2 separate regions of the Homo sapiens genome follow, and region 2 is linked to region 1. The links are chromatin loops, found by intact Hi-C in ENCODE. Cell type or tissue: mammary epithelial cell. All regions are shown on one strand. Links, peaks and the distances in the headings refer to the core of each region. The heading gives the core; the rest is flanking DNA.

Evidence for each region. Hi-C counts contacts between places; a loop is a spot of excess contacts. Peaks named below come from ENCODE experiments on the same cell type or tissue, not always from the same donor. Only the 100,000 strongest peaks of a DNase experiment are listed, where the experiment ranks them.
Region 2: a loop joins it to region 1, with 5 times the contacts of the local background. A loop is called at or near these places in 1 of 110 quality-filtered maps.

What each region holds. Positions count from the first base shown.
Region 1 is chr15:36,747,969-36,765,105 of GRCh38, forward strand. The region is part of intron 10 of CDIN1 (CDAN1 interacting nuclease 1); the gene reads left to right. Among named protein-coding and RNA genes, the nearest start is that of CDIN1, 180 kb to the left of the region's middle. RefSeq lists enhancers at 5,065-5,633, 9,726-9,775. In mammary epithelial cell, for the core only: no CTCF peak of the experiment used is centred there; a DNase peak (open chromatin) is centred at 9,633.
Region 2 is chr15:36,683,040-36,700,176 of GRCh38, forward strand. It overlaps CDIN1 (CDAN1 interacting nuclease 1), which reads left to right. Exons shown (of 11, transcript NM_001321759.2): 6 at 8,646-8,725; 7 at 9,087-9,136; 8 at 14,284-14,351. Among named protein-coding and RNA genes, the nearest start is that of CDIN1, 110 kb to the left of the region's middle. In mammary epithelial cell, for the core only: no CTCF peak of the experiment used is centred there; no DNase peak of the experiment used is centred there.

The DNA of each region.
Region 1 (17,137 bases), core at 7,721-11,720:
AATAGTCTAGAAGTTATTTAATCATTCGTTACAACCCAAGAAGCAATATAGCTGAGTAGAAAGGGCACAGGTCTGGGGGAGTGGCAGTGGGAAATAACTTTGGTTCTCATTTGGTCTCTCATTTGTATGACCTGGGGCAAATCTCTCAATTTCTCTCTCTTTTCTTACTCATCTGTAAAATGGGCACAATTTGGATTCTTGTAAAGTTTGAGTGAGCTTAGATATACATAGTGCCTGCCACATAATACACATTTGACAACAGGTAACTAGAAGTACTTGATGGAAAGTATCTGTAAGTAAACCAGTGTGTGCCAAGTTGAGGTAAATAGATACGGGATGAGATGTTTTGCAGTCATTGCCGGGTCTTAGTTTGTGACTTTGTTATAATTCTGTGCTGTGGCATAGATGCCATAGCCAGATGTCTCACTTTTCAGTGTGACACTGCTAAGAATCTGAACACTTCTGCAGGGCAGAAACCGGTGCACTAACAAACTGTCTCCTTGCCCAACAAAGTTTGCCTCCAGCAGAGGCCTTTTCATTTTCCTTTTTTTTTTTCCTCTCTCACAACAGCTGTTTCCCTGTTTTTGGAACCACATAGTGAATTCGGATTAGTAATTTCACTTTCCAAGGTCTCAGATACTTGAGAAGTTAGCAGATATTTTTTCCATTTTAGATTTAGGTACCAAAAAAGTAAAAACAAACAAACAAACAAAACGTGCAGCCATCAACTGGGGGGTACATTCACCACTTGGGATTATTTCAAAGCAAAAGTGCATTTACTAGATCTATGTGACTTCTGATTTGAGGGTCAGTTTTTTAAAAACATCACCAACCACAGACTTGTAAAGTTTGCAGAAACTGCCGACAGACCCAAAATGCTAAAGGTTGTAATCTCTTGAAAGGAGTTGGTTGATTTTCCTGTTGCCCCTCCTATCAACTTTAACCTCCAACCTTCTCCGGCATGTATCACTACAAATAAAACTGCTGAGGTTTGACAAGAGGATATAAAGTCAGTAGGCCATCGCACAGAGACGGCCACGTGATTTTCTTCAACCTGAAATGAATGCTCTTTAAGTTGGGCTTTTCAATAGGAAGTCATAAACACTCACTCGTATCGCTTTAAGTTTTAATAATTACTGTTCCAAAAAACCCCAGAAATATACATATTAAATGATGTTTGACAACTGGAATTTAGTGGTTTTGTTATTGGTTGTCTTAGACCATTAACTTGGATTTCTGTTCTTAATTTTAATGTATACGATTTCAAGCAAGCAGCATATGATACTGATATAAACATGGCATTTGTATACTGCATTATAAATGAATTTTTAGCTTGTGATTAAGACAAACCAGATGACCTAAAGCAAACAATGTGTTTGTATTGCTCTGGTGACTTAAAAATAATGCCCTGCCCTGGATTCACCTGCAGTGCCTTTTGTCCTTTAGGGAACTGGAGATATGTGGCCCATGTAGCATTTAAGCTCACCAAGGTTTCTGAAGTTTCATTATTTTTATAGATTTCTCAAATAATTCCACTGTCTGTGGAAATTATTCATCCTACACTAGATAAATGCTGTCTTATGAAGTCTGTGGCACGATTCAGACTGAACTCAGCTGGCTGTCTGCCGCTAGATCGGATCTGAACATTAGGAATGGGATGCTATTGCATCAGTAATTGAACAGTGGTTCTTCTTTTAAAAAGCAAAAACAAAAAAGTACATCTGTGTTTTTGTCAAGGCCAGCTTATTAGCTCCCAAACAACCATAGAGAGGTGGCCTACCTGTCCAAGTGTTCTTTTTTCACGCTGATTTTCTCCTATCTATGTTATTTTCACCAGGCCATTGAGTGAAGGGAGGACACAGGTTCTGAAGGAGCAGCAAGTCTGAGAAGGAAAGGGCATTGGTGCTGGGAGGTGGGAGACAGGGCACCAACCAGGTCCCCCGACCTTTTGGCCACCTCAGCAGAATCCTGCCTTTTAGCAGAGCCAGTATACCTTCTGCAAATGCATTGTGTTGCCGTAATGAAAATGCCTCTGTTTGAAACTCCAGACCCAGTCACCTGAGCACTTCACTTCTTCCTGAGCAGGATCCAGAGCCTAGAAAAGAATTATGTGTTGGTTCGCGGTGGTGGTGTGGTGGGGGCACAGGAGAGGGGAAGAAGAAACAAATCCAAACCAAAAAACCTATGTGGGTATGACTGTCATCTTAAAATTCTTAGGGAACTACATTTTTGTATGTTCCTTATGGCAAAAAAAACTGTTGAGACCATTAGGAACCTCCCTCATTCGTCCCATGAAACAGTGCAATTTTACTCTATAAATCCAAATGCTAATTATTAACAACAGCTGTAGTAATCCATTGCATTTATTCAGCACCTCCATATACATTATTTCGTTTGAGCTAACCACTCCTCTAGGAAACTGAAAGCATTTTAATGGATAGGAAAGCAAAGGCTCAGAAAGATAAAGTGACTTGTCCAATATTAATTCATCAGCGTCAGAGCCAGGATTTCAGCATTTACTATGTACCAGGCATCCAAGGATGGGTTTGATTCCTTCCCTCAAGGTGCTTACAGTCTCTGATGTGTGGGATGGAGGGTGACGTTGCTGATAGCTCAATACTTAACGTACAGCAGGAAGGAGCACTGAGGCAGTGGCTTGAGCTCAGTCTGTGGGAGGAGACCTGTTTTGATCCAGCTGCCCTCATTCCAAGTAAGGGCAGTTTTAAGAATTAGCTGTTTGGCCAATTGAAAAATATCTTCCCATTTTAACTCACTGAATTGCCAGTTCCGAAACTTTTTAAGATAAAGCTATACTATAATTATAAAAGAGGCCAACCTTATAACTCAACTGCTGAAAAGGGAGACAAAGACCTACAAAACTTATTAGGAAAAGCCATGGAGATCAGCAGGTGGAGGTGTGGGGCTAGTTGGGTGGACAACTCAGAGGTAAAAAAGCAAACAAACAAAATTATAGGTAGGACAAGAAAAAGCATCTGTCTTTTTGCTAATGTGAACTGCCAAAACCTCCCCTTTTATTTTTTATATTTTTGTATTGAAACATTAAAATAAATGAACAACCTTCTAACATTTAGACGGTACTGGGTAAGGGAAGCCCAGTCTGATTGATTTAGGTATTTTAAATTTTAGATCAATATCCACAAAATGAATATTTTTACTACTTAACTAAGTGTTCTTTATGTTTGCTTTTACCAAGAACTTCATTCCATTTTTATTGATAAAAGCATATATATATGCTTATTTTATATATATATATATATATATATATATATATGGCACTAATAGAGTTAAAAATAGGCATACATATGGTTGAGAAGAGATTTAATTCATGTCTTAATGCCATGGAAATTCCTAGGTATTCCTGAAAACAATGTTCTAAAAGCACCCAGTGTTGCCTAGGTGGAAGACTCTAAAGTTAATGTGAGAGCCAGGCACAGCAGCTCACGCCTATAATACCAAAACTTTAGGAGGCCAAGGTGTGTGGATCACTTGAGGCCAGGAACTTGAGACCAGCCTGGGCAACATGGTGAGACCCCATCCCTACTAAAAATATAAAAAAAAAATTGCTATTTGCAACCATTGTGGAAGACAGTACAGTGTGGCGATTACTCAATGATCTAGAAGTAGAAATACCATTTGACCCAGCAATCTTATTACTGGGTATATAACCAAAGGAATGTTAATCATTCTGTTATAAAGATACATGCACGTGTATGTTCATTGCAGCACTATTCACAATAGCAAAGACGTGGAATCAACCCAAATGCCCATCAATGATACAGTGAATAAAGAAAATGTGGTACATATACACCATGGAATACTATGCAGCCATAAAAAGGAACAAGATCATGTCCTTCGCAGGGTCATGGATGGAGCTGGAAGCCATTATGCTCAGCAAACTAACGCAGGAACAGAAAACCAAACACTGCATGTTGTCACTTGTAAGTGGCTGCTGAACAATGAAAACACATAGACACATGGGTGGGGGAACAACACACACTGGAGCCTGTTGGGGGTGCAGGGGAGGGAGAGCATCAGGAAGAATAGCTAATGGATGCTGGGCTTAATACTTAGGTGATTGGTCGATAGGTGCAGCAAACCACCATGGCACACGTTTACCTATGTAACAAACCTGCACATCCTGTACATGTACCCCAGAACTCGAAATAAAAGTTGATGAATAAAAATGATTTACCTTCATTTAAATAGCTTAGATTCTGTTGCCTATAAATATAGGGCACTAAATTTTTATTTATGCAGGATAACTGTCCTGGTTATGCCAAAGATATATTAAATACAATGTTTAATTGATGACTCAAAACATACCTTAAGTTTATCTTTCTAGAACTTTGTATTTCAGAAGATAAAGTAGATGAGGCTGCATCTGTCTGCACTGACTTTCTCCTCCCAATGACAAAGAACGCTATCTGTTTTGAAGTGACTTTTAATTTGTTGAATATTGGTGGTGAGTGGAAAATGAATGTAAATGAAATATCATATTGCTGGAGCAGGTACAAGGGATGTGAATGAAAGCTTCCTGTTTTATGGGCTGCTGAGAGGTGATAGCTCTTAAAAAGCAGTCTGCTAAGTGATCCCAAGTTAATGCAAATTAACAGTTGTTTTCTTTCAGAACTGTGTGACTGAATAAACATTTACCATTTGTTTCATTTCTACTCATCTCTTGAAACAGTTGCTACAGGTCTTAATAGTAAGACTCGAAACATATAATGTATTAGCCTTGGCACATCAAAATATTGTTCATCTTCCAAACTTGAGATATTCCAGTTTGGCTTCTCACTGAGTTTATAATGTTCTGAGGGTATGTATCTAAAAACGCATCTTACTAATCTCCTGGAATTGATTTTTTTAAAAAAGTCCCTGTAACTTGTCACTATTCCCAGCTTAAACATGGTCTGTCAATTGTGAGATTGATGGGCATTGTGGTACATTTCAATCTTAGGAGGGGCCTGAATAAGAAATTTAAACTATTAAATAGTGTTTTGGAAGAGAGACGTATGATATTTGTGCAAAATAATAATGAGGTTAAAAATGGAATTTCAGCCTTAGCTGAAAGAGCAATGCCTCCTGCTTTTTTGTGCAAGCCTTTCGCATGATTCAATGTGATCACCTTTTCTCATAGCACCACTGCGGCAACTGTGAGGGGTAAAGAATTTCAGCAATTGAACAACAGTATCAAATAAATTCATTTTAGGAACTCTCCTAAAGGTTTATTCCAATCGTTAACATTCCTGGAGCTGGTGGTGTCTGCCAAGTGCTCAGCGCTAGTTCACAGGCAGCAAATTTAGCATGACAAAGTTGCTCCCATTTTGCAAATGGGAAACCTGGAGCCCCAAACGGAGCCTCTCACAGTAAACTGCAGAATGGAGATGAGATCCTAGAGATACAGTATAAGGGATTATCTGGGATCATGTAGATGGTTTGCAGTTGCCTTTGTATGGCTACCGGGTTAGATCATTCTTGGCAAGTTTGGTGAATTAGTATCCTATTCCTGAGTCCCATTTCAATACCTAGCTTGGAACTCTTCCACTCCCTGAAAACTTCCATTGAAATTTTTATCAATGGTATTTGCATAGACAAAATGGAATCAAACTATTGACATGTACTTTTTTATTAAAAAAAAAAAAAAGCAAATTTATGTGAATGGTTTGTCAGTGGAGATAATTTAGCCAAAGGCACCTGTGTTCTCTAAGGACTCTGCCTGAAAAGACTTTTAGGGGGAGCTTGGTGAATTTTTTGTCTTTAAAATAAAGCTGTTTTTGAGGTATAAGAGAAGCTTGGTTTTTGAAATGGCACAATGAATAACAAAAGCCCCTTTTCACCCCCCAGAAAAGGACTAAAAAGAACATTTGTTAGACTCTTGGGGAAGAATTGTGCTGTTAACATGAAAGTCTAGATACAAGAAAAGGGAAAATTGGAAGAAGAGGAGGAGCAGGTAATACTGGAGAAATGCTGGACCCTGAAAGCAACTTGTTTTGCAAAGATGATTACACTCAAGTTTGGGTTCAAAACGTAAGAAAGCATGCTTATAGTGAATAAAACAGCTAGAAGATAAAACTTGGCAGAATATCCTGCCGTTTTGTACAGACTTATGCGTGGGTATGCATGTGTTTCTCTCTCCATTCCTTCCTCTTCTCCCACAGTGGCCCTCTAAGTATATTCTGGCAGACAAGTGGCCAATAACCAGTCTTCATAATGGAGGTCAGGTGATTTGTATTTCTGGATTTTTAGAATAGACAGGGCTTATCATTGATTTGAAGATGGAAAGTACACTATTTCACTACCCCCTGTCATTTAGTGGATGTGGTTCTTGAGTATGTCCAGAATTATAAGGCTGTTAATGTGTCTTGAGCCCTGACCTAAACTGTAGATGAGAAGGCTCTTTAAATATTAAAATGGAGAACAAACAGGATTGCTTATGCAGTAGGAAAGTGCACAGTATTCAGAAGTCAGGCCTAATCTTTTTATGGGGCAGCTATTGGGCATGCTACATTTCTGTCCAAAATATAACTCTTTTGAAAACTCCCTCTTTAACAAAAATACTAAGTTGATGGTCTCTCTTAAAAAAAAAAAAAAAAAAAAGGCCAAGTAAGGGAATATATAACTTCAGAGTTATCAAATATATTTATCCCCCTTACATGTCAAAGTTTAAGTGCTGTGTTTTGTATATACAGTCATCATGATATTTGAAAAGGCCATAAAGAAAAACAATTATATAATTGTTTTTAAAGAACGCAGAAGCAAGGATAAAAAGGCCTTTAGAAACTAGAGAACAGTATTAACAATTATAGTACCTGAAGTCAAGCTGCAAAATTCTGTCCTAATTATTGGGGATGATTAATTAAGCGTAAAGTTACACGCCTTGAAAGAATTTCAGAATTATTTTTCTTTGATTTTTCTACCAAAAAAAAGGCCCACCCCATCATTTTCTATTTTAGCAGTTTCCACAACTTAAACATTAAATTCTTATTGTTTGATTTCTGTTATATTAGTAGTGTGTGTTTTGCAATTCTAATCTTCACGTTTTTCTTTCTTTATCACTGAAGTAGGCCTTTTGAAGCTGGGAAATTTTTCATAGCAATATTGACAGTGTTCACATTTGCATGATGACAGCCAAGGAATGGAGCAGTAATTTTTGAAATTGCAGAAGTATTTAGAACACTGATAAAAGCTGAAATATATTTTTGATGGATTGAAGTTAAGCATACATGATTTTTCCTGCTGTCAAAAGGCTCTGAATTTAGTGAATATTTGCCTGCTGTGAGAATGCAAGATTAACATCACAACCATCACCCGGGCACCCAAACCCTGCAATTTAATAGCTTTTTAGGTTCTTTCCTTTTTCTAAACAGCAATTAATCTCATTTTAGTACAATTTTCTCGTTTCTGAAGTCGCTCATTGAATCGCTGTTTTGTTCATATTTGGCTTCAGCTCCTCTGCATAGTCATTAAAGTCCCAATTAATGTCACCTTTAGCTGAAGAGTACTCATTTTTATTGAGAAAATGACAGTTGCTGCCATGAGTAGTGCAGTGTAATATACATTAATTGCCCTGTAACACTGGTAATTACGAGTTTTTCAAGCCTCTCAGTAAACTGTCATGCCTAGACAAGACTGTGCTAAAATAGATTACTCATTAGGGAGACCTGTCCTATTTTCTGGTGAGTTCTTAGTGTTGGTTTAAAAAAAAAAAAAATCTTGAGCTTGAACAAATAGTTGCCAAGAGCAATTTCCTACAACAATATCCTCGTGTTGGGTTTTTCAGCCATCACTTAAGATTGCGGTCAGCAAACAGACAGGGTGCAGTGGACGCTACAGATGTTGAATCTTGAGCCTTTATTTATGTGGATCACAAGAGCGAACTTAAGGGCGTTTTATTCAGGGTTGAATATAGAATGTAACTGAAGAGTGCTCCTAGAGGGTGTTGTGTTAAAACAGGTTCATTCCCTGGTATTTCGAGAATATGGGAGAGAACCAGTGTGCCACACTTACCAGGTCTTTATCACCTCTGTGCTGAGTCCAGCAAGGAGAAGCGTTGATGCCTTTATTCAACAAATTCCTATGAGGACTGGAGTAGATAAATAAGTTTGACCCCGAACATGGTGAGCTTTATTGGTTTATATGGTTTTAAGGTACAGTTTTAAAAAGGGAGTGGGGAATCCTTAGTTGAAGAGAACTGTAATTATCTTAAATGTGAAATTACCAGCCCACAATCTTGTTTTAAAATATATGGTTGCTGACTGGCACATTTGGCAGTAGGTTTTTGTTTTTGTTTTTGTTTTCAAATCATATATCTAATTTCAGTGTGGAGATTATTTTTCAACTCCCTGTTTCTCTCATATTTCATATGTTGGTGTTTTAACACAAAATAGTGAACTTTAAAGCCCATAGTTGCTTAGAACTGACAAAAAGAAAACCTTTGTTATATCCTTGCCTAAAGCAGGTGTTATAACAATCTGCTCTTTCCCTCTCTCTCTAAATGAATTTTGTCACAGCCTTTCAAGTTTCCTTGTGGTGATGAGCTAATGAAAGTAGATAGTACAATTTGTGCTGACCAGGTAGCAAGTGCCAGCTCACAGCTGAGGATAGTTTAAAAAAATAAATAAAATATAGCATCATATCACTGATTTACCCAATACACAGCATTAATAGTGAGAGACCTTGGTGTGTTTATCTGTTTGTATTGGTGTGCATTTATCGAATTGTTTATGACAAGACTAATTGGGGTAATTGTAGACACTGAAATTACCTGTCAGCTATATGTAACCACACTCCCTTTCTTTCTGACAAATGATGACAACTGAGGGACCCCGTAGCATTACTCATGATGGCTTTTCGAGTGGTAATAAGGACAATAGGGGCCCTGGCTAATTTGACATGGACAGCCTTCACAACAAGAAGCCAGCTAAATGACTTGTCAGGAGGGGAGAGAAGTCAGAAAAGTAATGGAGTCCCCCATGGCGCTCTGACAGGGAGATGAGGCAATTTCAACGGAAAGTGAAAAGGCTTCAGTTTGTCAAGTACTTAGAACAATCAGAGAACAGCTAGAGGCTGGAACCTGACAATAAATTTGTGAACCATGGTAGCAGTTTCATATAGGTCAGTTACTTCATAATGGCTGTGCAGTACTCAGAGGGTCCTGTTCTCATCACATACTTCACGTCTACCAACCAGAGCTTTGTCACCTTAAATTTGTGCTCTGTTTTACGTCGTGGGAATAACAGTTAGGGTTATGGAGGCCCAGGAATGGAAAGATGGTGTGAGTTGCAGTTGCTAGCCTGTTGAAGATTAAACAAAAATCCAGCCATGTAATATGGTGATGGCAGCCCTTACATGAGGGTAGTATTAACTCTTCACAGTAGTGAGTTGTAGCCACTTGGGTCGAGACCTCATGAACTCTTTTCTCGCTTGCTATCAATCCGATACAAAATGCAGTAGTCCCTTTCTAGTCCGAGGTTTTGCTTTCCAAGGTTTCAGTTACCTGTGGTCAACCACCATCTCAAAATATAAATGGGAAATTCCAGAAATAGACCACTGATAAGTTTTAAGTTGAGCACCGTTCTGAGGAGCGTGATGAAACCTCACAGCAGCCCGCTCCATCCTGCCCACTCATGAGTCATCCCCTTGCCCAGCACATCCATGCTGTGTACACTACCCGCCTGTTAGCAGCCACATCTTCTGCTCCTGACATCTAGACATCCACCTCATCTTGGCTCGGTGACCCAGGGTCATCTGAAGCAGATGATCCTCCTCCTGACCTACTGTCAGGAGAGCAGTAGTAGCCTAATGCTATGCCACCAGGCCTGAGTCATTCACCTCACTTCATCTCATCATGTGGACATTTTATCATCTCAAATCATCACAGGAAGAGAGTGAGTATAGAACAATAAGATAGTTTTGAGAAAGAGAGAGAGACCACATTCATGTAACTTTTATTATAGTATATTGTCATAATGGTTCTTTTTTTATTGTTACTCTCTTATATGCCTAATTTATAAATTAAACTTTATTATATGTATGTATGTATAGGAAAAAACATAGTACATATAGCGTCTGGTACTATCATGGTTTTAGGCATCTAGTGGGTGTCTTAGAATGTATCCCCACTGGGTACAAGTGGGCTACTGTATAATACTACTATTCATAGGCTAAAACTCCTACCAGCACCTTTTTCTCTGATTGTATCAATGTGATACTAATCTCAGAGCAGGCTAGAAAACTGGTATATAAGGGGCCTCCCTCCCCTACACCCTCTACCTCCAAAGCTGTAAGTAGCTTCTGGCCTTGATAGTAGCATGTGGCTACAGTGTGAAATAGTCTAGTGATATTTCAACAGTTTTACTGAGCTTCTGGTTTTGTTTCATTGGGGACAATCTTTTCATTGTAAAAAAGCAAGTTTCTAAACTGGACGAGCCACTTTGCCTCTCTGTGCCTCAGTTTCCTCATTCATAAGATGAGGAAAGGCAAGCTGATTAAATTTATGCAGAAGTTGATTGCATGATCTTGATGCATGTACAAGTTAGAATATTTTTAAGCAAGTCAATGTATTTTATGCACCTGCGACAGTCTTTTTCTTCACCACCATCACTCCAGATCTTTGTAAAGGCAATAACACCCTTTACAAAGAAATATATCACCTTTGCACTTAATGGAATTCTTCTCGGAAGATTTCTGAGCATTATTTAAGCTATGAAATCTATCTTTTTAATGTTGTCTGAAGAAGAAAGTGTGTATTCAGTACACTTATTCATACTATGTTATTTGTAAGTTTTGACCTTCATGTGGAGAAAGATTCCTTTCTAAACATAATACAGTATAATATCTGTTAAACTTCTCAGTATAACTTAAAACATACAGTTTCACAAATATTGTTAAACCTAACCAAATAGGTTGCCTAATGCCCTAAGCAACAGTTCAGAAGGCTTAGAAACCCATCCAGAAAAATTATGAAATTGTCTTTGCTTTTGCATTTCTCTGGGGGTGAGAGTGGTTGGGATAGGGAGTTCCTCTTATGCCCAGTAAAAGCAGCTGCCCACACATCCACTTTGTTCAGTGGTTTTTGAGTTGCCTGAGGGTTTCAGTGTTTGTCCAAGGTTTTCATCGAGAGCAGAATAAGCATTCCACCCCACCAAGATACATCGAGGGGTGCAGGACCCCAGCAGTAGGCTCAGGGACATCAGGAGCAATTGAGGAGTCACAGAAGGAGTAAGAGGAGAGGCGCCTCTTCTTGTCTGTGCTCCCAAGTGAACAAAGGAGAATTTGGCTTAAAATGCCCCAGGCCATGGGTTCTGTACTACAAATATGTCCTCTTCCCCTGAAAATGCAACCTGCTGACAGGAATTCTCCATTTTGAATTATTAGGTCTTGCAGGTCCATATCTGGGATGAGTCTTTCCCTGCATCAGCCCCACTTTGGAGATATTCTTTATTTTCCTCACAATTGCTCAGATAAATATGTTTTTTCTTGTGGAAGAAAGTCTTTTAATTTCTAAAAAAAAAACTCATTTAAAATAAATTGTGCTTTTTTTGTAATACATTAATTCTAAAAATCTAAAAGTTCCAGATAAACAAAAGTAACATCATTATCTTCCCAATTCATTTACATTGACACTATTAGCATTGTTAACAATAGTCTGTTCTTATACCCCTATAAAGAACTACCTGAGGCTGGGTAATTTATAAAGAAAAGTTTAATTGACTCACAGTTCCACAGGTTATACAGAAGGCATGACTGGGGAGGCTTCCAGAAACTTACAATCATGGTGGAAGGGCAAAGCAGAAGCAAGCACATCTTCACATGGCAGCAGGAGAGAGCAAACGGGGAAGTGCTACACATTTTTAAACAACCAGATCTTGTGAGAACTCTATCAGAAGACAGCACTAGGGGAATGGTGCTGAACCATTAGGAACTACCCCATGATCCAGGCACCTCCCACCAGGCCCCACCTCCAACAATTGAGAACACAATTCAACATGAGATTTGGGTGGGGACATACAGCCAAATCATATCAGGCATCACACTGTATATACTGTAGAGTACTTATGTGTTTTTTACCTCAGAGGATGTTGAGATTGTTTTTCATATCTATAAATATAGCTCTATGTGACCCTTTGTAGTAGGTTCCTAATGCTTGCATTATATGGCAATAGAATTTTTTTAACCAGTCACCTGTAATGGGTATTTAGGAGGTCAACATAAATAGCACTGTAATGAACATCCTCATCATGAAATGAGTTAAGACATGGAAAGTACAATAGCCTCAGTCAACATTTTCATTCTCTTCTGTCTTGTAAAATCTGTGTTATAAATGCATAAAGCTGTGGCACCTGTGTTTTCTGCACCATGATGTGACTTTTGTGATAATTCTGTTTTTTCCTTTTAATATTCAACTAAAAGAACTGTTTTCATGATGCCAAGACATTTTCATTTATCCAGTTGTCTAGTAACCTAAAACAAACAGAAACAAAGGTAGCTTGCACATATGCGTTTGTTTTCTACCATCCAGTTCTTAGGAACTTTTAATTCATCTCTAAAGTTATTTTAGAGGCAAAGAAAGGTTATGTGTTGTTCTTCAAAAAGTATGCATTTGTCTCTTCCACAGAAATTTTAAGTGTTTATTCATTTCCCAACTCCATCCCGCACCTGAGGCCTCCATCAGCATCCAGAATAAACATTTTCTCCTGTGAAGGACATAAGGAGCATCTAAGAAATGGTGGTGGTGGTGCTGGTGGTGGTGGTGGTTGAACACTTCATTAAATCACTTTTCATATCCATACATATTTCTTTAGGATAATATCCAGATAATAGACTTTCCAAGTCAAAGGGATCACAGAGTTTTAAGGCCATGGTTACATATTTGTAAACTGCCTGTCACAGAATGATTGTAGCAATTTCTTCTTCTGCAAGTAGTGTGTAAGTATGCCCATTTCTCAGCACCCTGGCCCAAGTCAGATGCCATCACTTCATGGATAGTTTTTACACTCTCATTGTTACTTTCCTTCCCCTTGTTTTCATTCAGAATGCTTGCATTTTACTTTGAGATTTTTTGCCATCGGTCATTTTATAAGATACGCCTTCACCGGCACATCTAAAAGCTAAGGCACTTAACAATTAGAAAGTTGTATGATAGAGACCTTCAGTCTCCAGTTATAATTCCAGCTCTTTCTGACCCTCAAGCTCTGGAACAGGTCACACTTTTCTCTGCTCAGGACACTAGATATTTCAGATTATTTCAAGCAGTCTCCTGCCCACTTTCCTGTGCCTTTGTTATAGCTGTCACTGTAGATTGTTTCCGTTGTGCATATAATTGCTTCATTGCTAGTAACTGGCTTAATGTTGTCACAGACCTTATTGGCTCTTCTTACCTCAGATTTACATATAGCATCCCAAGGCTTTCTTTAGGGCATTTATCATTTTTCCTCCAAATGATCTGGTGACAGTATACAGCTATTCAAGTTTTCATCAGCCAGCAGATGATACGGTCTTTCTTCTTTGCTGCCACAAGCCAGAAAAGAGAGGAAATCAGGGGAAATGCTTTCATTACTGCACTTCAAGGAGGCGCTGTCATGGAGTCAGGGAGGGAAGTTTCCCAAAGTTCACTGAACTGACACTGGAAGAAGCTCTTGTGGGCAGCCCCATCCCTTTGTGACACCGCAACGAAAGCACTTCATCATCTCTTGCCGATCCTGCTTTCATGCAGACAGCGAGGCATCTTCTAATGCCAGTTGCCTTTCCTGTTTACTTCTTGCTCCAGGAAAAAGTCTGAGCAATTTTTTAGGACATTAACTATTACTGTTGCATACTGATATGCAAGATTTTGTTATACTTTCTTGAAAAGGCCCATTATTTTCATTTGGAAAGGGAAAAAATAAAATAGAGATTGCCACCAATTGCAAATGACTAACACTAATAAATTTAATGGGTCTAATAGCAGCTGTGACTGTGGAGTTCCTTGTATACTGAAATGGGGTTATAAACGGTGTTAAGCTCACAGGCTGGCCCCGGAAGTCTATTGCAGGCAGAATGTGGCAATTCTAGAATATCAGTAGGACCAACCTTGGTTTCCTATCATATCTAGAGAGTAAATTAAAAATGTTCAAACTCTAAATGAAAGGATTTGAAGCCTTAGGATTCACTGGGCAAGCTAAACTCAGTAGGAAGGCTGCCCTTGTGAGCACTCCTAGACTTCATGCCTTTCACTTCTTTTTCCCTCTGTTTCTAACCTCTCCTATTCTTTAAACTTGGAACTTTTCCTTTTGTTACACGCAGGCACTTTCTTGGTAAGGAATCCCTGAGAAAAGCTTCTTGAGGGGGCAGTGAGCTTTTTTGGTCACCCACATATTGCTGAAGTAGTTAAGGCCTACAAGATTTATTTATAAAAATGGCTATTCTGTTCTGATTTATCTACAAGTTTTTGCTTAAGTGACTTATAGATGACTTTTGCCGAGGCACCTCTGCCCCATATGTTGTTTTGTTTTGTTTGTTTGTTTGTTTGTTTGTTTTATTATACTTTAAGTTCTAGGGTACATGTGCACAACGTGCAGGTTAGTTACATACGTATACATGTGCCATGTTGGTGTGCTGCACCCATTAACTCGTCATTTACATTAGGTATATCTCCTAATGCTATCCCTCCCCACTCCCACCACCCCACGACAGGCCCCGGTGTGTGATGTTGCACTTTCTGGTCCAAGTGTTTTCATTGTTCAATTCCCACCTAAGAGTGAGAACATGCGGTGTTTGGATATTTGTCCCTGCGATATTTTGCTGAGAATGGTGGTTTCCAGCTTCATCCATGTCCCTACAAAGGACATGAACTCATCCTTTTTTATGGCTGCATAGTATTCCATGGTGTATATGTGCCACATTTTCTTAATCCAGTCTATCATTGATGGACATTTGGGTTGGTTCCAAGTCTTTGCTATTGTGAATAGTGCCGCAATAAACATACGTGTGCATGTGTCTTTATAGCAGCATGATTTATAATCCTTTGGGTATATACCCAGTAATGGGATGGCTGGGTCAAATGGTATTTCTAGTTCTAGATCCCTGAGGAATCACCACGCTGACTTCCACAATGGTTGAACCAGTTTACAGTCCCATCAACAGTGTAAAAGTATTCCTATTTCTCCACATCCTCTCCAGCACCTGTTGTTTCCTGACTTTTTAATGATCGCCATTCTAACTGGTGTGAGATGGTATCTCGTTGTGGTTTTTATTTGCATTTCTCTGATGGCCAGGGATGATGAGCATTTTTTCATGTGTCTTTTGGCTGCATAAATGTCTTCTTTTGAGAAGTGTCTGTTCATATCCTTCACCCACTTTTTGATGGGGTTGTTTTTTTCTTGTAAATTTGTTTGAGTTGCCCCGTACTTTGCTGGCCACACTCAGTAAGAGTCAAGATTACATCCAGTTGGCTTCATAAAACAGGACTTTCTAGGACAGCTGTGCTTTGCTTGCACCTCATGGGAGTTCAGGGGCTCCCCAGACTGGAAAGCATAGAATCCAGTTTCTCTAGGAACCCAAGGTGTCAAAACAATAAATCCCCACTTCTCTGCCATCAGCTTGCACTACCACAAGCCAGAAGAGAGAGGACTGTACCCCGCCATGTTGTGGTGAGAAACCACACCCATAACGTCTCTTTGGGTTAGGGAGCCTTCCTTGCTTTCCACGTGGGGTTCAGGGAGCTTGAGAGTTGGCATCAAGGCTCACTGGAGTCCCCTTCTACATTGTATGTCTGTGTTCTCTGTGTAGAGTTCAACTCAACCTCAGGCCAAGAATCAGCTGCTGGCTCCACCTAAAACCTGTTTATTCCTTAACTAGATACTCCTTTCAGCAGCTGTGGCTTCTAGGAGGCAAACACTAACTAGAGGGAGGTGGCAGCAAAGGCTATATATACATAGTGAATGTCCACATTCAGTGACAGCCTGTATAAGTCTGGTGACTGTCAGTATCCATTCTCTATGCGTACCAAAACAAACCACAAGTTCAAAAAATCATTCCAGTAAATCACCCCTTCTATTCAGACTTCAAACAAAAGAAGATTGGGGGTGGAGGAGGGAATCAGTTTGACCTCACACTCAGAGTGAAGTATCTATGCTGTGAGTTGTTTTACCTGTTGTGATAAATTAGCAAAGCCAATAGGCCAATCCAGAAATCCACCATGGACTAAGGCCTAATAAGCATTTTTATTTTCTTTCTGTGGTTTTGGTTTTTTTTTTTTTTTTTTTGTCATTGTGAAATCTGCTGTGTTATAAATGCATAATCCTGTAGCACCTGTATTTTCTGCACCATGATGTGACTTTTAGAGATAATTCTGTTTTTACTGTTTTATGATGCCAAAAGACTCATTTATCCAGTTGTCTAGTAACATGTAAACAAACAGAAGCAAAGGTAGTTTGTACATATGCATTTGTTTTCTACCAGTAGTCTTCAGAGCTTTGGATTCAGTTTTTAAAGGTATTTAGTAGGCAAGAAAATGTTAATGGGGTTGTATGGAAAAAAGAATGCGTTTATCTGCTACATAGAATCTTTGTGTTTGTTTATTCCCTGCCCCATTCCCATGCAAAGCTTCTACCGGCATCCAGAACAAGCTTTTTCTTTTTATGGTTTTCATCTTCATTAAATCTTGACCAACAGCTTAAATATCTGCAGCTGTCCCCTAATATCTGTTCTCCCCTTCTTTCTTTAAATCAGTGTCTGGTTTTACTTAGGTATGTAGTCACCTAGAATAAAAACTCCAGCTCCCCTTGCAGTAAGATGTATCCATGGGGCTCATTTCTGGCCATTGGAATGCACATAAGCCGAAGTGTCCAGTGCAACTTTTTAAGAGGAACAGACACATGCCCTTCTTTGCCATTTGCTGCCGATAAGAATGTGGGCCTGATGGGTAATGCCTAGGTTGCCATTCCAGGGCATGAGAGGAAACTATATGCTGAAGATGGCAAAGCGAGAAGGTAGTAGGAATCTAGGTTCCTGCTGACTCTGCAGTCACCATGCCAGCCTAGAACTACTTTCCTTTGTGCTTAATTTTCTTTTCTTTTATTTTTCTTTCTTTCTTTTTTTTTTTTTAGATGGAGTCTCGCTCCGTCATTCAGGCTAG
Region 2 (17,137 bases), core at 9,676-13,675, 63 kb before region 1:
GGAGTGAATGTATTTCAATTTATTTATATGTAAAACAACAAAGATGTTACTGATAAAGATTATATATTGTTTAAGTTTAAACATTCTTTGAGAGAACTACTAAAGAAATCATCATGCCTATGTCCTGAATGGTATTGCCTAGGTTTTCTTCTAGGGTTTTTATGGTTTTAGGTCTAACATTTAAGTCTTTAATCCATCTTGAATTGATTTTTGTATAAGGTGTAAGGAAGGGATCCAGTTTCAGCTTTCTACATATGGCTAGCCAGTTTTCCCAGCACCATTTATTAAATAGGGAATCCTTTCCCCATTGCTTGTTTTTGTCAGGTTTGTCAAAGATCAGATAGTTGTAGATATGCGGCGTTATTTCTGAGGGCTCTGTTCTGTTCCATTGATCTATATCTCTGTTTTGGTACCAGTACCATGCTGTTTTGGTTACTGTAGCCTTGTAGTATAGTTTGAAGTCAGGTAGTGTGATGCCTCCAGCTTTGTTCTTTTGGCTTAGGATTGACTTGGCGATGTGGGCTCTTTTTTGGTTCCATATGAACTTTAAAGTAGTTTTTTCCAATTCTGTGAAGAAAGTCATTGGTAGCTTGATGGGGATGGCATTGAATCTGTAAATTACCTTGGGCAGTATGGCCATTTTCACGATATTGATTCTTCCTACCCATGAGCATGGAATGTTCTTCCATTTGTTTGTATCCTCTTTTATTTCCTTGAGCAGTGGTTTGTAGTTCTCCTTGAAGAGGTCCTTCACATCCCTTGTAAGTTGGATTCCTAGGTATTTTATTCTCTTTGAAGCAATTGTGAATGGGAGTTCACTCATGATTTGGCTCTCTGTCTGTTGTTGGTGTATAAGAATGCTTGTGATTTTTGTACATTGATTTTGTATCCTGAGACTTTGCTGAAGTTGCTTATGAGCTTAAGGAGATTTTGGGCTGAGACAATGGAGTTTTCTAGATATACAATCATGTCGTCTGCAAACAGGGACAATTTGACTTTCTCTTTTCCTAATTGAATACCCTTTATTTCCTTCTCCTGCCTAATTGCCCTGGCCAGAACTTCCAACACTATGTTGAATAGCAGTGGTGAGAGAGGGCATCCCTGTCTTGTGCCAGTTTTCAAAGGGAATGCTTCCAGTTTTTGCCCATTCAGTATGATATTGGCTGTGGGTTTGTCATAGATAGCTCTTATTATTTTGAAATACGTCCCATCAATACCTAATTTATTGAGAGTTTTTAGCATGAAGGGTTGTTGAATTTTGTCAAAGGCCTTTTCTGCATATATTGAGATAATCATGTGGTTTTTGTCTTTGTCTCTGTTTATATGCTGGATTACATTTATTGATTTGCATATATTGAACCAGCCTTGCATCCCAGGGATGAAGCCCACTTGATCATGGTGGATAAGCTTTTTGATGTGCTGCTGGATTCGTTTTGCCAGTATTTTATTGAGGATTTTTGCATCAGTGTTCATCAAGGATATTGATTGGTCTAAAATTCTCTTTTTTGGTTGTGTCTCTGCCAGGCTTTGGTATCAGAATGATGCTGGCCTCATAAAATGAGTTAGGGAGGATTCCCTCTTTTTCTATTGATTGGAATAGTTTCAGAAGGAATGGTACCAGCTCCTCCTTGTACCTCTGGTAGAATTCGGCTGTGAATCCATCTGGTCCTGGACTGTTTTTGGTTGGTAAGCTATTGATTATTGCCACAATTTCAGATCCTGTTATTGGTCTATTCAGAGATTCAACTTCTTCCTGGTTTAGTCTTGGGAGAGTGTATGTGTCGAGGAATTTATCCATTTCTTCTAGATTTTCTAGTTTATTTGCGTAGAGGTGTTTGTAGTATTCTCTGATGGTAGTTTGTATTTCTGTGGGATCGGTGGTGATATCCCCTTTATCATTTTTTATTGCGTCTATTTGATTCTTCTCTCTTTTTTTCTTTATTAGTCTTGCTAGCGGTCTATCTATTTTGTGGATCTTTTCAAAACACCAGCTCCTGGATTCATTAATTTTTTGAAGGGCTTTTTGTGTCTCTATTTCCTTCAGTTCTGCTCTGATTTTAGTTATTTCTTGCCTTCTGCTAGCTTTTGAATGTGTTTGCTCTTGCTTTTCTAGTTCTTTTAATTGTGATGTTAGGGTGTCAATTTTGGATCTTTCCTGCTTTCTCTTGTGGGCATTTAGTGCTGTAAATTTCCCTCTACACACTGCTTTGAATGCGTCCCAGAGATTCTGGTATGTTGTGTCTTTGTTCTCGTTGGTTTCAAAGAACGTCTTTATTTCTGCCTTCATTTCGTTATGTACCCAGTAGTCATTCAGGAGCAGGTTGTTCAGTTTCCATGTAGTTGAGCGGTTTTGAGTGAGATTCTTAATCCTGAGTTCTAGTTTGATTGCACTGTGGTCTGAGAGATAGTTTGTTATAATTTCTGTTCTTTTACATTTGCTGAGGAGAGCTTTACTTCCAAGTATGTGGTCATGTCTAAAACACCAAAAGCAATGGCAACAAAACACAAAATTGACAAATGGGATCTAATTAAACTAAAGAGCTTCTGTACAGCAAAAGAAACTACCATCAGAGTGAACAGGCAACCTACAAAATGGGAGAAAATTTTCTCAACCTACTCATCTGACAAAGGGCTAATATCCAGAATCTACAGTGAACTCAAACAAATTTACAAGAAAAAAACAAACAACCCCATCAAAAAGTGGGCAAAGGATATGAACAGACACTTCTCAAAAGAAGACATCTATGTGGCCAACAGACACATGAAAAAATGCTCATCATCACTGGCCATCAGAGAAATGCAAATCAAAACCACAATGAGATACCATCTCACACCAGTTAGAATGGCAATCATTAAAAAGTCAGGAAACAACAGGTGCTGGAGATGATGTGGAGAAATAGGAACACTTTTACACTGTTGGTGGGACTGTAAACTAGTTCAACCATTGTGGAAGTCAGTGTGGCGATTCCTCAGGGATCTAGAACTAGAAATACCATTTGACCCAGCCATCCCATTACTGGGTATATACCCAAATGACTATAAATCATGCTGCTATAAAGACACATGCACACGTATGTTTATTGTGGCACTATTCACGATAGCAAAGACTTGGAACCAAGCCAAATGTCCAACAATGATAGACTGGATTAAGAAAATGTGGCACATATACACCATGGAATACTATGCAGCCATAAAAAATGATGAGTTCGTGTCCTTTGTAGGGACATGGATGAAATTGGAAATCATCATTCTCAGTAAACTATCGCAAGAACAAAAAAACAAACACCGCATATTCTCACTCATAGGTGGGAATTGAGCAATGAGAACACATGGACACAGGAAGGGGAACATCACACTCTGGGGACTGTTGTGGGGTGGGGGGCGGGGGAGGGATATCATTGGGAGATATACCTAATGCTAGATGACAAGTTAGTGGGTGCAGTGCACCAGCATGGCACATGTATACATATGTAACTAACCTGCACAATGTGCACATGTACCCTAAAACTTAAAGTATAATAATAAAAAAAAAAAAAAAGAAAAAGAAATCATCATAGAGGCCAGGCACGGTAGCTCATGCTTGTAATCTCAGCACTTTCGGAGGCCGAGGCAGGTGAATCACTTGAGCCCAGGAGTTTGAGACCAGCCTGGCAACATAGTGAAACCCCGTCTCTACTAAAAAAAATACAAGAAAGAAAGAGAGAGAGAGAAGGGAGGGACAGAGGGATGGAGGGCAGAGGGACAGAGGGACAGACAGAAGGATGGAGGGAGGGAGAGAGAGAGAGGTAGTCAGGGAGGGAGAGAGGGAGGGAGGGAGGGGAGGAAAGGGAGGAAAGATGGAGGGAGGGTGGGAGAGAGAGAGGGAGGGAGAGAGGGAAGGAAGGAAGAAAAGGAAGGAAGGAAGGAAAAGATAGGAAGGAAGGAAAGGGAGGAAAGGAAGGGAGGGACAAATCAATGTAGAATGTATTATTTCCAAGAGAATAGAAGGAAGGGAGGGAGGGAGGGAGGGATGGAAGGAGAAATCAGTGTAGAATGTATTATATCCAAGGGAATAAAGGGTAATAGGGGAATAAAGAAAACTTAATTAACTAGAAGGTAGGGAGAAAAGAGGAGAAAGAAAGAGAATGATCAGCAGAACACAGAAAATAAGAGAGTAAAAATAAGCCTGAATGTATCAGTTGTAATGAATGTAAATGGGTTAAATTCACATTTTTAAAAAAGCTTAGATTGTCAAATTTGATTTTAGAAAATCCAACAAAATACTATTTATGAATCACTCGTAAGACATAATGACACAATAAAGTTCAAAGTAAAGAAATGGGGAAATTAGTACAATAAAAATTAACATTAGAAAATAAAAAACTAATAACAACAATAAAAAGAAATGGAACACTAGTTATGTGAGGGAGGCAGATCCTATCCAAAAGAAAAGTGTTGCAGAAGTATTACCACTAGGTCACATTAAATTTAACAGAAAACCTTTATTAGAGTTAAAGAAAGTCTTGACTTTGCCAAAAGACATACTTACCAAGAATTCAGTGTATAACAACTGAGAGTGCAGGCACCCAACAGTATAGTCTCCAAATACAGAAAGCAAGCATTGGCAGAATTATAAGGAGAAACTGACAACTCCACAGTAGTAGTAGATGATTATTTCATGTGTAGTTGAAAAAAAAATAACAAGGATGCAGAAGATTTGGATAATACCATTAAAATCTTAACCTACTAGACATATCTGAACCTTGCAGCTCAAAAGTAGGAACTTCAGTTTTCTGAAGACATATAAAACATTAACAAAAATTGATCACATATAAAAACACAAGGAAAGTGAAACAAACCATATTAATATAAACATCACAAATTAGAAACAGCAGAAATCCATGTTTTTAAATAACTTATGGGTCAAAGATGAAATAATGGAAAGTGTAAACTATAAATGAATGATAACAAAATTGTGGCATGTAGCTAAAGCAAAATTTAGAGGAAAAATTATAGCCTTGAAAAGTATATTTTAAAATAAAAAATTGAAAATGAATTTTATAAAAATAGTAAAAGAGTAATGTGGCAAACTCAAAGTGGGAACGAGGAAATAATGATGAAAAAGGATAAAGTCAATGAAATTAGAAGAAATGGTACAGTAAAGAGGATCGACAGAGCCAACATTTGGTCTCATGAAAATATTAGTAAAACTAACCTCTAGCAAGACTGAGAAATTAAAAAAAAAAAGCTTATACAAATTAATATGAGACTATCTAAAGCAAATTTATTGCAGACGTAGAAGTTAGGTCAGGGTGGTGAGTGCACAGATGTTTATTATATATTAGTTCTTTATGTTAAAAATACTTCACAACAAAAAGTTCATAATCTTAGGCATTGTGCCTTAGTCCAGGCATTGCTTTAACAGGTACCAAGTCTCTCCTATTCTTGTGAATCTAGCTCCAGTGACTCATACATTCCTGCTTTATACATACTTTGTAGAAAATTGTAATCCTGTTCATTGTAATCCTGGAATGGCAGAGGCAAAGTGTGAAATCAACAGAATGAATGCCTCTACCAAAGGTTGAGGAGAATAGGAATCCTGTCCATGTGTGGTTAAAAAAGCCAGATGCAAATTGGCCAGAGGTGGTCTAGGAACAGCTTCCATAAAAGACACAGGCTTTCTTGAGGCCTCTTAGCTCTGGCCATGACAAGGTTGTCCAGTCGCATTTACTTATCTGGTTGATGTTATTATTCATTTCTTTGAGATGGCAGTTCCTAAGCTTCAGAATCTGTGTGTAAAAGTAGGTTTACATTCTCTGGCTTGATCTGAGACACCAACATACTTTCATGAAGCCTGAGTGGAAAGAGCTGTGTGTGTTTGGCAGATACATCCTGGGTCCACAGCACAGGCAGTCACTTCCTAGAGGAACTTTCTCTGTTGCACTAAAAAGTGGTGGGTTGCAAGAAGAGAAAAGACATTTTGTTGAGGTTAAAATGAATGTGGACTCAATGTATACTTTTTGCTGTTATTCCATTTAAAACAACTGACTTCCTCTGGCAAGTTTCCTTTCATTTGAATAGTGTTTATTCAACATATTCAGACTTTTAAAAAAAAGTTTATTGCCTATGATTCTTAATCCTGATAAGCATACCACTGTTCTAAAATTTATATTGTGAGGAAAATTATGTCATCAGTTTATTTTTTCTTTTGATATTTCCCTTTTTTGGCTGAAAATAAATGACTACTTTTCTTATGTCACGGAGTATTGTCCCTTTTCTTTTTTTAAAAAACAGCCTTTGTTTTATTATTTTAGCCAGGAGTTTGCATATAGTTTGATATGAGATCTGTAATTTTTATAGGATAGCGTTCTTAGTCATGGCCACTTACATATTAGTGATCTCTTCCTCACATGGGTTCATGAGAGTTGGAATGTACCATGACTGGGGTCCATACAGAGAAGGTGCTCCTATTTTCTTAGGCCTCTGCTGGCATTATGGGCAACATAAAAGAATGTGTCTGCCATTACCATGTGGTGACTCGAGTGGCAGGCCAGAGAGAGTTCCCTCTAGAAGGTAATGAAAGGTATGGACAACTGCTTTGGTCCCCTCTGACTGGCCAGGCCTTAGAATTAGGTTGGGAATACTGAGTTTCCCAGGCACATTATTTTTTTAATACTATTGCTGCTGTAATCTTTTCTTTTATAAGAAGATGATTCATTGTTTCCTATTCCCGATATTTTTACCACTTATCAGTGGTAATTGCTTTCAGAAATAATTGAGTCCAACCCTATGGTTTGTATGAAGTAAATACCTAAGTTTGATTTGATTCTTACTATTACTTGAACTTAGCAAAATAGTGCTTTAGCTGTCTTCTCTAGAGACCACACAAGAACACTTTATTTCGGTAGTCAGCTTAAATAATATTTTCACTTTCTACAGATAGCAATGGGCATTAAACTTGGGAAGCTATGTAACTTGCCAAGGTTGCAGAGCCAGTTGTAGAGATAGGGCTGGATAGGATAGCTGGGTGATGCTCTTTTGGAGATTCCATATGACCTTTTCACTTGCAGTGCAAACACGTGTTCACAAATGGCTAAGTACATAAGTGTTGCTATAAGCATGTAGTTATATGACTAACAGTGGGCAGTAATTAAAATAATCATGCTTCATTTTTTCTTTGCAGACCCAATACTATTTTTAAGTGAATAAGATGTAATTTCCTTATTTATTTCCACAGTATTTACTAACATTTTTTTCTTTTTTTTTTTGAGACAGAGTCTCGCTCCGTTGCCCAGGCTGGAGTGCAGTGGCTCGATCACTGCTCACTGCAACCTCCGCCTCCCGGGTTCATGCCATTCTCCTGCCTCAGCCTCCCGAGTAGCTGGGACTACAGGCGCCCACCACCACACCCTGCTAATTTTTTGCATTTTTAGTAGAGACGGGGTTTCACCTTGTTAGCCAGGATGGTCTTGATCTCCTGACCTCAAGATCCACCCGCCTCGGCCTCCCAAAGTGCTGGGATTACAGACGTGAGCCACCGCGCCTGGCCACTAACATTTATCTTATGTATCAGTGTTCTTATAGTATAGAGCTTGATAAAGAACATAATCTTAAAAGAAAACAAGTTAGACCCGAAATTATCTCAGAACTTGAATGATGATAATTAGATAATTATTCAGTATGCATTTTAATTTGTGCTTGTGTGGATCAGACCATAAGCCATTTTGCTAAATTGTGGTGAATAATTCCACTGGAGGCCTTGAAATAATCGATACCTAGGCAACACGTGACTTAGCTTCAGCCTAGAGACCTGCCCTTCTCCCATGCATTAAAAGGAATTCTGGCTACTGTGGCTGCCACATGCCTAGTGAGCAGCGAGGTCAGGATCTCCTACCTTGCTTTCCAAAGGATGTCACTTGCTATAGCACCTTCATCAGATGCCTCCCTTAGTGCCCCCTCTTCTTCTATAGCAGTTCCCTTGGGGTTCAACTTAATTTGCAAGTTGAGGCATATTTTGGGTGGAAAACTTGTGTGTGTGTGTCTCTCTCTGTATATATTTTCCTTATTTAAGATTCTCTCAATTCAGTCAGTTTTACCTACTTTCCTCACTTGTGGAATGGAGATAGGATTTTATGGCAGTTGATGAGAATTATTTTGGAAAGGTTTAGAATTAGAAGATTCTTTCATGGCTGAAAGCCATTTTAATTGATATAATTAAAGCATATGTATATGAAGAGTTTAGTGAAGACAGGTCAGATTCAAAGACTTCAGATCTGACCTGTCTTCATTAAACTCTTCATATACATATGCTTGGTTATAAAATAACTACCTGCAAAAGGTAAATATTTTCTGATTTTTTTTTTTTTACCCCAAATGGGCTTTTCGGAAGCTTATTTATCTACAAAAGAGACATATGCTTTAGGTCTGTACTTGTTAATTTACCTTGGAAAAATTAGGTCATCATCAAATCTGGTAGTGTGGCTTATAAACTTGGCAAAATGGTCTAATTAAAAGCTTCTGTTAGATTATAGAAAAAGGAAAAAATGATTAATGCCAGTCATATTTTTGTTTTCATGGTTTGTGTATATGTAGATATATGTCACTCCTCATGTTGCATTAAAAGTATGTTGACTATCTGCTAACAGTTCATCTCTTTTCTTCTACAGCCTCCAAGTCTATTATAAATAGTATGCTACGGGACCCTTCTCAGATTCCAGATGGAGTTCTAGCAAATCAGGTCTATCAGGTATTAATCACAGCTGTCTATTTTCAGTGGCAATGCTGTTATCTGCCTAGCAGAGTAAAGGATTTTAAACCTCATTTAATTACTGTCATCATAAACTATCACTGAGGTCAGGGTGCACCATAAATGGCAATGCAGTATTTGCGAGAAGAGCATTTCACTTTTTAATAGCTTGCTTTTATAGTGAATAAAAAGCATGCAATTTTTGTTTTCTGTGATTAAATCCGAACCGCCTTTTGATAGCTTTCTTTTTTTGGGGGGCGGGGGTGGGGGAAGAAAAGTAATTACTGCTTTTAGGATATTGTTTACTGTAATAGTTTTTGTAGCCGCCCCACCCCAGACCCCTTTTCTTATTTGTCTGCAGTGCATTGTGAACGACTGCTGTTACGGACCACTAGTGGACTGCATCAAGCAGTATCCTTTCCCATAAAATTTTAGGTGCGCAATTGACGAGCTTAGACTCAGTGGAGATGTGTCTAGCTTTAACCTGACATAAAGTTCTGCTTCACAAAACACATTTCATACTCTTCTATTTTACATTCAATCAACTGGAGGGTCACTACAGACCATTCTTTTCTACAGCTTAAGAAATATCAGGTAGACCACAGGAAGATGTCAGTTCAGCAGTCACACATTCACATGCTTCTTTCAAACTGCCTGGTTTTCAATGAGTTTACAGGTACAGAGTCATTAGGCAGGTAACGTAATGTCTTGGAATGTATCTACCCATCCCAGTAAACATTTTTTAAAAATATAACAAATTTCCATTTAAAATGAGCCAAATTTTGTTGAATTTACGAGAATAAATTTAGAGCCTGGAGTTAAAGGAGGTTGTGATTAAAATGCTTCCAGAGACATCACATTTTAAAGGCAACAGATTCTTATTGCTTAAATGCTGATTACAATCTGAGCCGGCATTTGGATTCCTAATAAACATTTTTAGAGAAATCAAGTTAATTTTTCCTCCTGGAATACATTTAAGGTTGTGAAAACAGATGTCCAGTCACTTTTCATTAAAGACATTGAGATTACTAAAGAGTTAATGTTCACTTTTTAAAACAAGATTGAACAGACAGTAACTACATAAAGTAGGACATTATTAATCAATAAATTTAGTAGTACTGTGGCAACAGCAAGGTTTTTGATAATCCTCAAAGGTGCTATTTAAATGGTAAATAATGAGTAATTTTTATGAGAATAATTTCTATCCGAGTCCATGAATTTCACCCCTCTTAATAATATAAACATGTCCCTCCTGGTATGGATTTTGTTAGCATGGATGGCACTGTGATGAATTGTGACTCAGTAATTACTAGTTAGGAGGCTTTTTGTTGGAAACTCCTGCTAGTCAAATCGTGTACATGTATGTGTTTATATTCCACCTTCTTTCACAAAGGCTTAGAGTCGTAACATTTTTAATAAGAAAATCATGCCTATATAAGTAAAGTTAATCTTTGATGAATAACCTTTGAACAGAGCCCTCTTACAAGAATATTCAGTATTGAAGATACAGCCCTTTATGTATTTCTCCTCCAAGTCTGTTTCTCCAGTCTAGCTTAAATTAGTAAAAACACACAGCATTATCCCAAGCTCACCTTTTTATTAAACCAAAGTGAAATTGTACTTCTATATTCAGTATAAAATTAATGATAGTGTTAGAAACTGTAGGAGTACCAACCTTATGTTGCTAACACTGAGAAAGTTTAGCACATTCATATATCAACTAACACCATCTCAGAGTATCTGGGGTTGAATTACATGTTAATTTTAAAGCACATAAAATAGTTAAAAATCAATTTAAAGTTAAGGTTTTAAAAGCATAATGTCTTTTGAAGGATTGCATATTGATTTTAAATATAACTATCTAATTATGTATGCACGGACTAAAGTATGAAGTCAACTGCTTTGTAAATGCCAGGAGGCTATTTTTCAGTAATAGTTGAGATGCTTACGGGAAACTAGATTGCTGTATTGCTGGTGAAGAAAATGGCTTGTGAGGTTATTTACAAGTTTTGCCCATGGTCACTGCCATACATCAATAATAGGTATTATTATAGACAAAGTCTAAGTGTTTTTGCTTATACAGCATTATAAATTCTGTCTGGAGTATTTTCCTTACATTTTTGCCACCATTCACTTTCCTTTTTTGGTTGTGTTATTGCCAGTAGAATTTAATGTAGTACATGATTTCAATTGATAAAGATAATGACGTATGTCTATAAATTACATTCACCGACTAGGTTATAATTTTTGCAGTTTCATTATGTCTGTTGCCAGTAAAACTACAGATTTTATAAGTTTTATTTTCTAGACTTTGCATTTCATATATGTTTATATCAAGCAAAGCATAATTAAGAAACATATCTTTCCAAAATTTCAACTTGGTGATTGCTTTTGTCATGCAAAATAAAACAGGCTGGGAAGTTTACAGAGAAACTGATGTTGTCTCTGCATTGAAGTAGTAGCAGTTTCATATAATGTATAAATGCACTTGCATAGATGTTTCCTAGACTGATCAGCATAATTATTTTATTTCACACTGAATAAAAATTATTGTTTTTCCATGTGAGTAAATGTGCTGTTTGTTTTTCTGATAGTTTAGTAATATTTACATTGCTTACTCTCAGTAAATTACATCATGATGTGAGAAAGAAAGCACACATTCAGTAAATAAGATAGGTGCTAAACCTTCTTAGTGCCTTATGAAAATGTTATGTTTGTGTAAGTAGAATAAAGTAAGTTGGTCATTTACTAGTAAGACATCACAGAAAGCACAGTTAGCAAAGAGTATATACATCATCATTGTGCTTTCTCTTTTTTTTTGTTATCTACTGTATTTTTTCCTATGCAGCCATGCCCACCTACACCTTTCCCACCACAGCTTATACTCACCAAGGAAAAAATGTGAGAAACCAGCCACCTCAACTTTCCAAAGTGTGACTCCAGGACACAGCTATTAGACAAAAGCATAAACTATGAAGCAAGGAAAGGTAATGATGCAGGAAGCTTCAAATGCTGTGGGTTTCATTTCTGTACCATCAGAGACCTCAGTTTCATGATTCAACATTTTAGATGTAAATAATTTACAACAATAAAAATGAGAGCACATTTATGTGGAATAGAAGTAAATAATTTAGTTCTAAAGTGTGGGATGCCCCTAGTAATGAGAGACCATTGAGAGTTATTCATCAAATGTCTTCAATGGACTCTGAAAATTTGTGAAATTTTGTGATTTAAAAATGTGTTCCTTTATTTTGTTTCTCTTTAGAAATTTAAAAAGCACAGCCATGTGCCTTGGAAGGCAAGGGACAACTGGAGGAAAAGGCAATAATGATGACTTAGGGCATGTTTTGCTGGAACATAAATGGCCACATCTCTTGAATTCTAAGATTTAAACCATATTCACCTGTATGTATTGGTAAAATGCAAGATAATTCTCTAGGAATTTTTTTTTTAATAAATAACGAAGTTTTATTTAAGTTGAACTCGTGCAGTGCATGATCAGAATCAGCTTCTCTGGTAAGCCAAGGAGTGACGTGACCAGGTTGACGTTATCAGTGAAAAGGACAATGAAGGTAATGATTCACATAATTATTACCAAATGCAAATGCTTTTGAGTCAGTTGAAATACTAGACTAGGATAACACTCCTTTTCAGACTTTGGGCAATCTCATCTGTTTGGAAAATACACAGCACTTCCATGTTCTGCTCCTGATTTCATTATTTACCAGCCACGGGACCTTCAGCAAATTCCCCAGCCTCCCTGAACTTTACTTTCCTTAATTGTAAAAATGTGACTAAAAGGCTGGGTGCAGTGGCTCACACCTGTAATTTCAGCACTTTGGGAGGCTGAGATGGGCAGATCACTTGAAGTTAGGAGTTTGAGACCAGCGTGGCCTACATGGTAAAACTCCATCTGTACTAAAAACACAAAAATTAGCTGGGCGTGGTCACAGGCACCTGTAATTCCAGCTACTCTGGAGGCTGAGGCTGAAGAATTGCTTGAACCCAGGAGACAGAGGTTGCAGTGAGCTGAGATTGTGCCACTGCACTCCAGCCTGGGCAAGACCAAGAGTCCATCTCAAAAAAAAAAAGAGGCGGGGGACTAATAATAGTATCTACTTGTGTGGCTATTATAAGATGGTATCTCAAAGTATTTAGTACAAAGTCTTCATACATTATATTTAAGAAATATTAGCTATTATCAATTATTCCATAATTTTAATACTTTTTGAGAAGCTATATGGAGGTCATAAACATAGACTTGACAGGGATCTTGTTGTTATCTTATTTGCCACTCATTAACTGTATGCCCTGTGCAGGTTCCTTCTAGGCCTCGGTTTTCTCATCTATAAAATAAGGATTGTAATTATGAGGATAAAATAACATCCTAAAGGCACTTAACACAGTGCCTACCACATAGTAAGCACTGAAAAAATATATATTCATATGTATATCTATTTAGATACATGTACATGCATACGCATACACACACGAGAAAAAGACTCTTGAAACAGCCTCTGTACCCACACCCTAATCCACAACTCTTTACTAAGATGTCTTTCCTGCAGATTACATATATTCTTAACAAGTTACTTGTTTGGCTTGCCAGTGGCAAAAGTTCAACAACAGTCGACTGGAAGTGAAACAAAGAAGTTTCTAAATGTTGGCCTGATGACAAATGTGAATTCACAGAAGATTTACAGAATTCTCTAAGATTAGGAATTCTTCTAGGGCAAAGACTGCCTAGTATTCTTTACTGTACCTATTAAGTGCTTAATAAATGTATGCTAAATTGAGTTGAGGGATTTTAATTTAAAAATTTTTTTAGAATTTTTTTTAAGAGCGGGAGCCTTGCTACCTTACCCAACTGGCCTCAAGTGATCCTTCCACCTCGGCCTCCAGAGTGGCTGGGGTTATAGGCGCAAGCCACCTTGCCCAGCTGAATTGGAAGATTTTTAACACAGATTAAAGTACATTTAAAATGACTCTCCTTCTTTTCAAAATACAAGCACACATCCATTTACAAATCTTTGTTTGCCAAAATATATATAAAAATTATAGAAAATGCTGGACACAGTGGCTCATGCCTGTAATCCCAGCACTTTGAGAGACTGAGGTCGGAGAATCACTTGAGCCTAGGAGTTTGAGACCAGCCTGAGCAACATAGTGCGATTCCATTTCTAAAAAAAAAAAAAAAAAAAAAAAAATTACCCAGGCGTGGTGGGTGGTACACCCCTGTAGTCCCTGCTACCCAGGAGGCTGAGGTGGGAGGATTGCTTGAGCCCAGGAGTTCAAGGTTATAGTGAGCTATGATTGTGCCACTGCTCTCCAGCCTGGGCAACAGAGCAGGACCCTGTCTCTATTAAAAAAAAAAAGGTTTTAAAAAATTATAGAAAAATTCTATCCAATTATTTAAATGAGGGGATGTGTGTAGAGATTTCATTCCTCCAAGATGTGGACTAAGGGTGAAAATGGCTGCTCAAAGTATAGACCTGGTATTAGCGTTTTCCTGCTGGTATAATTCTGCCTGTGTTACCCCCTTAACTGAAACTTCCCAGTGCCATTGGTCATGAGCATGAGGTCCTGCTGAGAGACTTGCTTCTAGAGAAAAACCTGTCCTTCCTAGGTAAGTATTATTCACATCTTCTCTAGCTTGTGTTGTCTCCCTGAGTGCTTAAATATATATTTTAAAAATCTTCCACTAAAGGAAGAGTGAATGATGATTGATGCTGTGCATATTATCTTTTATTGATTTGGAACTGAGCAGGAACTCAGTTACCTAATCTCCTATATATACAGCACATGCACAAGCTTGCAATTAATATTTTATAGAATAAGTGGCTGAAAAAATGCTTTAATATCTGTTGCAGTATTACTTTTGGTGTCATGAGATATTAACCATAATCTAGCCCTTATGAGAAAAGGAAACAAAAGAAATATTGTCTATAAAATGTTTTATATATTAAAAAGAACAGTTAGAAAAATTCATGTTGGGTATATTTGTCTCATATATGGAACTGGGTAGTACTTTTACTTGAAAGCAAAATATTAAGCCTTTATTTTCATGCCAAACGTTCATTGGCATCATGGATTTATTATGATTTTTTAAAAATCCCACATGTATTCATGTGTTTGTGTATTACAGATTATTTCTTTCAACATCTCTTAAGCATTAGAAATTAAGCCTCAAAGGACTATACATATAATAAGTGATCACAGAAACCATAAAGCACTCTACAATGAATTAATTTCTCTTCTCCACTTTAAATATGGTAATTTGTAAAGGTTTCATACAAGTCATTTTATTATTATACAGATCTGTTTTATATAGATATTGAAGAGTCTGCATGATGTTTATTTTAGGACATACACAAAAAATAGAACAACATTGGATTACATAAGGTTTTTTCCAAAATGGGCAAAGAATTGGCCCAAACCAAATGCAGAGAAATGTCAAATAAGGAAGAGATGTTTAATAAAGTCCTACAAAGAATCTATTCCAAATCTTAATGTTCAATGTTTTTATTAATAAACTGTAGAATAAAATTGAATGTATTATAAGATTGTTTTAATTTGAAGCTTGGAGATATCATAAATATTCCCTAGTTAGGCTTAAATAAAGTTGATTAATTAAGCAAGTGTTCTCAAGTCACTAAATTAAATTTCAGTATGTAGAAGCAGCAAGGTTTTTCATATGGGGACAGTTGAATTGTTCAGCCTATGGAAAGATGGTAAGTTGGAAGAAATCACCTTTTAAAAGTCTAATCAAAAGGAAAATACGTAATAGTTCAGAACCAGTTGGAATGAGTGACCTGTGATGCACTATGAGATATGTTTTGGAACCAGGTAGTTCTGATAGTATTGTGAAACATCCGATCACATTGATTACTCAGATAGAGGCCTATATGTCATGGCCAAGTCTATTTTTTGTTTTGTTTTAAGCCACCAACTAAGCAGCATCATTGTCAGAGCTGCTTAGCACCACTCTCTGGGCACCATCAGCCTGTGGACAGTCAGGCCTTCAGCCCCATTTTTTTGTTTGGCCTAACTTTTCTCTGCTTCCTTCTTGAGAACTAGCCAATCCCAGCTGGGAAAAAAAGCAAAGGTTGTAGATGTGGGCTAAACTTAGTCCTAGTCCTCAACTTACTTGAACTTGAACGTGTTAAATTAGATTCACCATGGCTGACAAAAGCAATGTAAAAATGTGGTCTGGGGATCATCTCTACTTGCAAACAAGTACAGAAAGGGAACTTGAAATTGATGGGTCTCATCTGTTCCTCTGTGCTGTAGAATCTAGAGGTAATTATTTTATGGAAGCATACTCAAACAGGATATTTAATTGATCTTTAAAAATAAATGAAATATAGGAAGTTTATGCAACCTGAGTCCTGTTTTAAAGCATTTCCTCATCAACCTATAAAGAAGTTGTTAATTCTTTGTATTTTTAATGTAGCACTGAATTAACATATGTTTGTGGTTGAAAAATGAAAATTGAAAGCTTTGTATGAAATATTGTTATGGGGCTGTTGTCCTTTTACCTTATAAATACCCCTTCACAGAGATTAATTAGATTTAAAGTGTTGTGACAGGTAAATTTAGATAGATCATTTTAAAGCCAACTATGGAAAAAATATTGGTAAATAAACAGACCACTAATCTTAGTCTTTCTTGTTTACATGTGTACACCTTGAATTTTGTTGCAGAGATGTTGCAAACATGTTTAATTTATTTTGATCCTTTGCTAAGCTGAAGTAAAATCTCTCTCTCTCTCTGTTGGCTTCTAATTTGGACTGCATTCAAAAGACAAATATTCTCATCTTTTAATATATTAACCCTTCTTAATTTAAGAATTATGACTTTCCCTAAAATATTTTACCCCATTCTAAATTTGCCACACATTGTGCTCTATATTTGTTTTATAAAATGCATATTTTATCTTTACTCTTAACAATTGAAGGGAAAAATAAATTACTAATTCTTTCTTAAATGTCCTTGGTTCATAACTACATCCTGAGCAGTTGTTATGGCACAAGATCTAGCCAGGAACTATAGGAAAGAAAAACAGAAGTGTTCTTATCATTGAAGATTTGAATGTACTGATAGGAGTTCATCCTATCTTTTAAACTTATCCAATTTGTACTTCCACACATAAGTATATTGTATTAAGACAGGTCAAAGTTGAATAAATGACTTTAGTTTCTCCAACTAGAAAATATTTTTCATGTGCATATTTATTCATTTATTCCACAAATAAGTTACTAAGTTGGATACTGTTTTAGACACTAGATAAGTCAGATGAAGTGTCTGCTTTCATGGGGTTATGGTCCAGTAGGGAGACAAGCTACCAATGAACACAGATAATTTCTAACAGTTTCTGAGAGTCCATGTAATTCTTCCCTTCATTATTTATTC